Regions from separate parts of the Homo sapiens genome. Here region 1 is linked to region 2. A link is a contact called in ENCODE Hi-C data. All regions are on one chromosome and are shown on one strand. The core of a region is the stretch at or near the end of the contact, and the rest is flanking DNA. Distances in the headings are between cores, read along the strand shown.

Region 1 (4,365 bases), core at 611-3,110, 180 kb after region 2:
CTGAGAAGTGCTTGCTGGGAGGAACTGGATCATCGAACTCCTGGGCCTGAGCTCTGAAGAGTACAGGTCGGCTCCTCTCTCAACCCAGGACTCAGCCCAGTCTTGCCCAGATTCCCATTTGAGCTTCATTCACATGATGGAAATCCATTCTTCTTAGTCTCCTGAGAACACCATTTACTTCCCTAAGGCTAGAGATGGCTGCTGTTTGCTTTGCCAACCCATTGAACTTCCATATTCCACAAATGATGCTCAGTAGCACCTGCCTCCTCTCTGGGGTATAATAGCATGTCCTGGCCCTTTCTCGAACCCTGCTTCCCTGTGGTTACACAGCCATGCCTGTCCAGCAAGCCCTGAGATAGGATCAGCTTTGAGAGAAATCATGAGCCTACTGATGCCCTGGCACTGAAGCAAATAAGATCATCTGAGAGTTACTGACACATCCATATAATTGGACACTTGAGCTATTTCTTTACATTGGTTGATCCATTTTTCTGAGTCAGTTCTCCTTGCTTGAGACATAAAATCCCAAGCCCTGGAAGACTCAGCTTCTCCCTTTCAATGGAGTTTTTTCAGTCAAGACACTTTAGAGATTACCAAGGGTCATTTTAATCAAAATGAAAGACATCTCTTATTAAGATGGCTTTGCTGACAAATAATTAAGATGTATTACTAGCATATACTTATCCCAGATGGCTCATTGGTGTCCATTTGAAGTAAGCATATGAAGCCCATAGTCCACGCCTCAGCTCTTTAAAAACAATTTATAACCTAACTCACCATCCTAACTACCTGAGAAGATTTTAATCCTAAACCTGTCACCACCCATTATTTTCACAGGGTCCTGACAGTTCTACATTAAAACAGTTTATAAGTAAAAGTTAACAAGGCCTAAAGAGAGTGATTTATGTTTTACTGAGTGAAACAGTCAACTTTCTTTCCCTGGCCAAAGATAGCCCAGAGCTCTCTGTGGGCTGAAGGGAGAAAATTATCTCGGAAAGATGAATGGCTTGTGCCTTTGGGCAGGTGGCTGATGTGTGGTCCTGGGCCCAAGTCCCAGGCATCAAGTAAAGCTTATTGATGTGAGGACCAAGTGCAGCACCTCCTCCCTCCCCATTCCTTTTTGGCATCACCACCCTCCTGGGTCTATGTCATCTCTCAGGTATTTGGTGGTATGAAGGAAATGTTAACTTTCCTCTTTATAAAATGTTGACGACTCAGAAATTATCCATGATTCATCAAAACCAACAGTGAGGAGTTGTAAATCGGTCCCATTTGCCACTGACAATTATGGATGGGTGAGTCAGAGGAGGCAGGAGAGGTGTTTATGAAATAGACCCATATCCCAAAAAACCATACCTTAGGGAAGACAGAGCAGCCGAATGCTTTCTCTCTTTAAACTTGAGCTCCCTTCCCTGGTGTCCTGACGAACCCACCTTCTGAAAAGCTGTCTTTTCTGTAAAGGGACATCCCGCTCCCACCCCAGTTGTATTAGTTTGCCCAGGTTGCCATAACAAAATTCTACAGACCGGGTGGCTTACACAACAGGAATTTATCTTCTCACAGTTCTGGAGACTGGAAGTCCAAGATCAAGGTGTTGGCAGATGGGATTTCTTCTGAGGCCTCATTCATTGGCTTGCAGACGGCCGCCTTCTCACTGCGTCCTCACATGGTCTTTCCTCTGTGCACACACACATCCCTGCTGTCTCTGTGCATTCAAATTTTCTCTTCTTATGACTCCAGTCAGATTGGATTAGGGCCCACCCTAATGGCCTCATTTTAACATATTCACTCCCTTAAATGTCCTGTCTCCAAATACAGTCACATTGAAGTAGTGGGAGTTAGGGCTCTGGGGGGGAATTTGGGGAGGATGTAGTTCAGCCCATTATACCAATTGACTGCAGAAGCACTCCAGCTGAAAAATATCTACAGAGGAAGTACATTGAGGAGTTTCTCTAACACTTGATGTGGCCAAAATAATCTCATTTTGAGGAATAAATATAACACTCTTTGCAAAAGGAAACAGAAATGCCACCTTAGAAAGGAAGCTATCAAAGAACTGAAAAACAGCTCAGCAAAACAAACTCCTTTCGAGGACATTAATTTCATTTCCTTCCTTTGATGCAGCATAGATCAAGTCTCTCTCTTTCTTTTTCTTTTTAAAAGAAAAAGGGGGCTTCTCCTTTCTCATTTTATTCAAAGATACCATTAAAGCAACAACCTCTCTTTGCCACAACTGCATTCCATTTTTGGCACCCAACTTTCTAAATGTGAACAGAAACTAATTTAGGGTGCTCAGTCTGAAGCTGGTATGGAAGGTATTTCTCCATCCGTTATTTCAAGTTATAATAAGCCAGTGTGATTGGAGTTGCTCCCAAGAGAAGCAGGCCATAATATTTTCACTGTCACCATGATCACAGACTAAGATAAGAGGCCAACATGCTATTTTTACTCCCTATTTTTTACTCGTGGTGTTAAATACAAGGAGAACAAGTGAAAAACAAACTACCTTGGCCCCCGCCGCAGAGTACAAAACATCCAACCTTTTCTTTTTCCAAGCCGGCCACGATGTACGTCAAGGATGACACAGATACTATTGAGGTGATCTGGTGCTGAAGAGATGCCTCTTAATTGTGTTTGCAGCGCAGAGCAGAAAGCATGCCCATTCGAGGTACTTGTTGTATCATTTTTAAATCAAGGCCATCTTTTTCTCAGTGGTAAACGTGAAATGTTTTTAAAGGCCAGACTTAGCATAAAAATCTATTGGTTGCCATGGATACCACTTACCACACAGGACTGCACTCTTGTGTTCAACTGTGTGATTTTCTCTATTCAAAGGTTCAGCATTGTCAAAAAACAAATTACTTTTTCTGTTGTTTATCTCAAAGTTCATTATGGGAAAGGCAATAAATAAGAAGATATTCATGTATGGAGGGGAGTGACGTGGGGAGTCACTTGGGCGCCATGCCTTAAAATTTGGTATTTTACTATAATTATAGCCAAATTGGCTATTGTTAGGAAATAAAATGCATTTTGATCTTTTTTGTGTATGTGAATGTAAAGTAAAGCAGGTACTTGGAAATCTGTTCCCAACAAAATTACATGGTAATAAGGCTTTTCACACCTACACAGCACTTAGTTACAAAGCTCTGAAAGAAGGAGATTAAGCCCTGATGGGTTTGAAACTTGGTACCTGAGGCTTGTGGCTTTCCACTTTATCAGAGAAACTGTGGGTTCGGGACCTCATGCTTGCTGAATTATTCATGCCATCTTTCCATCATACATCTTTTAGGGGTGGAACCCATTAGGCTGCTATTATTAAGCATGCGGGTCCACCCTGTCCTGACACAGCCCAGAAGCCTGCACCACTGCCCTTGGCTAATTAGCTTGAATATTTGCAGCTGGCCACGCCTTCCCCTCCCCACTTCTTCCCTTCCACCTCTGCTCCTGAAGGAAAAGTGGGGGGAAAAAACCCACAGGGAATTTACATAAGTAGCAAAAGGGAGTTTCTCACATTACTGGAGGGTATTCAAAGGTAATTTGTTATCAGCAAGTTCCCATTGGCTAAAGCCTGGTGTATTTTGCTATAACTCCCAATTAATCAAGGAATGCCCGGAACATTGACTTGTTACTTACTTAAGATGCTTTTCCATCACCTCTCCAGCACTTTTTAGACTCCTTCATTTGGGTGATTTGCATAACAATGAGGTAAAGGGGAGACCTTAATGAAGGCATCTGTTTTTGAATGTGCTTGTGGTATTGGGTGCCTGTAATAACAGCCTGGAGGGGGCTGGAATTCTCATTTGGGTTCACGGTAAAGCAGTATACTGATGGCTGCTAATATGCAAATTCCAACTTGTCACCACAGTTATGCCTATAGCTGGTGGAATTGTCAAGGCTGCAGAGTAACAGTTGAATTGTGGCTGGGCATAACCCACTTGCAAGATGCACTGGTAATTAATTTACATATTGCAAACATAAAAACAAGACAAAATAAAAGTGAGAATGCCCAAGGAAAGCTCAAGCGGTATTGGTAGTCTCCTCACTGTGCACTTGCCCTTGTGGGAAACTGACTGGGCCTGTCTTGGAGCTTTAGGTCTGTACCAAGGAAACAGAGGCGAGAGCCCTACAGTAGGAGTTTCACTGGCTGGAAATCGGAAGAGGTGGCTGTGAAACAGACACAAGGAAGGCAGGGTAGTAACTGTTTTATTCATAGATGTATCTCAGTCCCTACACATTGTCTGGCACATGGTAAATACACAAGATATATTTGTTATTGAGTTAAACAATAGGCAGTACTGAGAGATAGTTGTATTGTTACTGGTGGCGAATCCACGTGGGTCTGTAGCAACCTCAGTTCTGGCCTCC
Region 2 (4,135 bases), core at 545-3,044:
TTGTTGCAGATGTAATTAGTTAAGATGAGGATAATGGATGTAGATAAAAGATGAAATACTGGAGTAGGATAGACTTCTAGTGTCCTTATAAGAGGAGAAGAGACACTGAGACGCACAGGGAGAATGCCATGTGACAATGAAGGCAGAGATTGGAGTTGGTAGCTATAAGCCAAGGAAAGCCAAAGGTTGACAGCAAGCCAGTAGAAGCTAGGAAGAGGCAAGGGTGAAACCCTATGGGTTTCAAAGGGAGCACAGCCCTGCTGGCACCTTGACCTAGGACTTCTGGCCTCCAGACTGTGAGAAAAGAATACACTTCTGGTGTTTTTTTTTTTTTCTGAGACGGAGTCTCACTCTGTTGCCCAGGCTGGAGTGCAGTGGCGCGATTTCGGCTCACTGCCAGCTCCGCCTCCCGGGTTCACGCCATTCTCCTGCCTCAGCCTGCCGAGTAGCTGGGACTACAGGCGCCCGCCACCATGCCCGGCTAATTTTTTGTATTTTTGGTAGAGATGGGGTTTTGCCGTGTTAGCCAGGATGGTCTCCATCTCCTGACCTCGTGATCCGCCCGCCTCGGCCTCCCAAAGTGCCGGGATTACAGGCGTGAGCCACCGCGCCCGGCCCTACACTTCTGGTTTTAAGCCGCTGAATTGTAGTACCTTGTTAAGGCAGCCCTAGGAAACCAATCAAATAACCAGTAAGAGTGAAGCTGTGCTTGCAGGAGAGGGGGGTGCACTAAATTTATGGGAAGGTAGAGTGGGATAAACAAGAATTGGTCATTCTTTCACTATGGTGTGAGGAAGGAGTGTTTTGAGAATTACTTGCTTATTTTTCTGTTTGAGCTTTAAGGTTTGGGATTTTCCACATGCTGGTGATCTTGAGATATATAATTGAGTCCCTTGAGTTGAACACCTTTCCAGAAATGATCACCCGAACTGATAACTGTTCTCATTTCTCAAGCTACCCATAGATCTACTAGAAATTAATACGCAGACCCCTGGCTTATCCATTTCTCATTTTTTTCACTAAAGCTTGATCAACTCAGGGCTCATTCGTCAGAGCACATTTCTGGATCTGTAAGATCTGGGATGAGTCAGGGGCTCACCAAGGTCATTGGGAAGCACTGCCTGCCCAGCCATCTGCCCCTCACTCTTTGACGTCTCTTTAAATTAAACACCACATCCCGTGGTAAAATTGTTCTTGCTCTATTAATAGCCAGCTTGGCTCGTGTTGCACTGAAAATCCACGGAGGAAGGGTGTCAGAGAGAAGAAAAAGGCTACAGACCCAAGGGCACATTTCTTGGTCAGATGACTCCAGTCTCTGAGGAATCCCAAGAATTCTCTGTGTAAAATGCCTGGGCCTTCTCCTCCGCTTCTCCTGTGACTTCTTTTTCTAAGATCTCATCAACCAAAGTGAACTTTCCCCTTTTCCTTCCCCAATATTTTCATGCTTGAATTTATTTTTGATCAGGAAATGCTACAAGGTTACTTTAAGAGAAGTATCCAAACCCCTTTCTGTGGACTCATGAGACATTTCTAACTTCATCCATGTCATTACTGAATTAAAATGGAAACCTTCCACTCCCAGTTGTTACTGATGCTTTCTGCAGCCGCATCTTTATAAAATTGTGATATAATTTTACAACTGATTGGCCTACAATTTTATAGGGCTGCCACAAACTCACATCTGCTCCCCGAGATGGGCCCTGGTAGCTTCCTAACTTCTCTCTGTACTATTTTCTCTAAATTTCCCATCCTGGCCCTGACCGAGTGCTCTTTCCTTCTGCTGGCTGCCACACTTGGGTCACCTCCTCACGGCTGTCACCACTCCACAGTCAGGAAGTCCCTGCCAAAGCTTCTCGGGCTATTTTTCAAATGTTTGACCTTTGCCCATTCCTGACGCACCCACTACTCACATTCTTCCTGCCTCCTCTCTCTACACCCTGATTTCTTGGCCTTTATAGTCCCCAGCTCCCTACCCTGGCCCTCATTACTGGCGGTGTGCCAGCCTTTAAATCCAGTTTCATCATCGTGCCCTGTGGTGTAAAGACAGAGAAGTGTCTCTCTGCCTAGGGACAGGAGTTCTTGGCGCCACTAAAGAGGTTGTCTTCTGGTCCCCACCCTTCCATCTTGGAAAAAGCTCCAACTCCAAGTGCTTCATAATGGTGGGGTGTGGCTTTCTTTAGAAAATCCCAGGTGATTTCTCTAAAAGACAGGTGCAAAATGCAGAGGGGATGAGGGTGGAGCTATTCCTGGACTCCTTTTTTTTTTTTTTTCTCAGAAGCTGGTTTTGGTCAGCTTTGATGTTAACCCTAGCATCTGCACAATGTCCTGCTTGCTTAGTTCTCTTCACTGGTGGTTCCCGGGGATAGGAAAAGCAGGCTGGAGAGGCCAGCACATTAGCAATGCACTGGATGTTTAGAGTTGCTCTCCTGTACCCAACCCAGGCCACCCCCTCCCCCCACTCCCCGGGTCTGTGTCCGGGGCTTTGTACAGTGTTGTTTCTCAAAGTGTGGTCTGGGGATGAGCAGCGTCAACATCATCAAGGAGCTTGTTAGAAATGCAGAATCCCAGGTGCCATCTGTGACCTCCTGAATCAGAATCTCATTTTAGCATGATCTCCAGGTAGTTCTTATGCACACATCGCAGCAGGAACAGTGGTGTTCCACGTGTGTGTGCAGCCGCCCAGGGCAGCGGGAGCCTGCCCAGTGCCCCCGGAGCAGCTGAAGGAACACCTTCAAGAATGTAGCAGGCTAAGTGCATTTAGAGGTTATCAGTGTGTCAGCGAGGCAACCTCTTTGTGGGGATCATTTAATTAATGTTAATTGCTCTTGGCCTGTTGTGTGACTCTGGCAGGATTTACGGAAAATCACCGTAATCTAAAACCCTATAAAAGAGTCATTGCTTTTAGAGGCCTTGTGACTCATGCCCGGAGACACCTTCTGATACTTGATGCATCACACAGATGTATAAATAATGCCCACATCTGCATAATCCTCAGAGGCATCAAGGCACTTCATTTTTGGTGGGGGCAGGTGCACCCAGGTGAAGAGCAGTGCTCCTCATATGTTATGATCTGGGTGGCAGTTGGTGAGAATTTGCTTTACAAAGAGAAATGATTTATCCAGTTTTATTACCCAATTCTGTGCTTTCATGGATTACATAAATTTTGTTATTGCCATCAGCCCAGTGGATGTTTAAAGTGGTTTCCATATTGCATGACACCCCATCCCTCCTCCTCTTAGCATCTCACAGGTCAGGGAGAGGAAGAAGTAGGCTTGAAATACACATAGTGACAGGTGATGGCTCATGAGGCACAATCCCAGGAAAGCTCGCAGAGCGCTTCCCAATGGCAGGCGCCTGCGCAAACACAGCTAGTAGGTTAGAAAGGGAATTATGGGGCTGGGACATACCTGTCTGTGCTAACCCCATGTCTGAGGTCACACTCATTTAAAGAAAAGAGCATGTTTGCCTTTTCAACATTGATCTTTACCTCCTTGCCCCTCCCCTCTTTTCTTAAGCTCTCTGTTCCCTTCAATTTGAAAGGGATGTAAGTGCATTTTGGACTCATTCGCCCTCTGTTTCAATTAATTACCCTCAAGAGTAACTTATTTTCCATACTTATCCTCCTGAGAGGAGTTGGGCCTCTGAAACTTTCACTCTTCAAGCTTCAAACAACAATTTCTTACAGTTATTTTTTTCCTAATATGAAGGATGTCTTACTTTTAACTTTGAAAACAATCTCTTTCATGATCCTGAAGATTTCTTTATCCTCACACATTCCATCCCTTCCCCAAACCCAGAGCATCATTGTCTTGCTTGAGATGAGACCAAATCCTACTCATCTTCCCTGAGTAATCCTTATTTTGGTTGAAGGCTGACAGTTTCTGGTTTGCTTTTGCACTTGCTGGTTCTCTCAATCCTCACTAAAATCCTGTAACCTAAACAGAGCAAGTATCTCAGTACCTATTTCACAGATAGAGAAACTAAGGTCAGGAAGCCTTTTTCAGGGAGCAGAGCGGGGGCCAGAATGAAGACGTCCAGCTTCCTGTACAGAGCAATTGTGGCCACCCCAGGGCCACCTCAGCACACTGGGTTTTCCACAGACTCTAGCTTTCCGGCACCATGATGGCAGCAGCAC

Evidence for each region. A loop is a pair of places that touch in the nucleus more often than their neighbours do. Pooled maps may share reads with other maps.
Region 1: a loop to region 2 is called in a map of esophagus muscularis mucosa, with 4 times the contacts of the local background. The contact joins two enhancer-like sites. A Hi-C loop is called at or near these places in 1 of 168 maps with a recorded cell type or tissue (esophagus muscularis mucosa) and 7 of 50 pooled maps.

What each region holds. Positions count from the first base shown.
Region 1 is chr4:151,989,216-151,993,580 of GRCh38, forward strand. No RefSeq gene overlaps it. Among named protein-coding and RNA genes, the nearest start is that of LINC03074, 35 kb to the left of the region's middle. Within about 2 kb of position 1,861, at least 4 of the 41 ENCODE cell types and tissues checked have a DNase peak (open chromatin) inside an H3K27ac peak, as active enhancers do.
Region 2 is chr4:151,805,502-151,809,636 of GRCh38, forward strand. All of the region lies in intron 2 of LOC127898557 (a long non-coding RNA gene), which reads left to right. The region is part of intron 2 of LOC105377488 (a long non-coding RNA gene); the gene reads left to right. Among named protein-coding and RNA genes, the nearest start is that of GATB, 47 kb to the left of the region's middle. Within about 2 kb of position 1,795, at least 5 of the 41 ENCODE cell types and tissues checked have a DNase peak (open chromatin) inside an H3K27ac peak, as active enhancers do.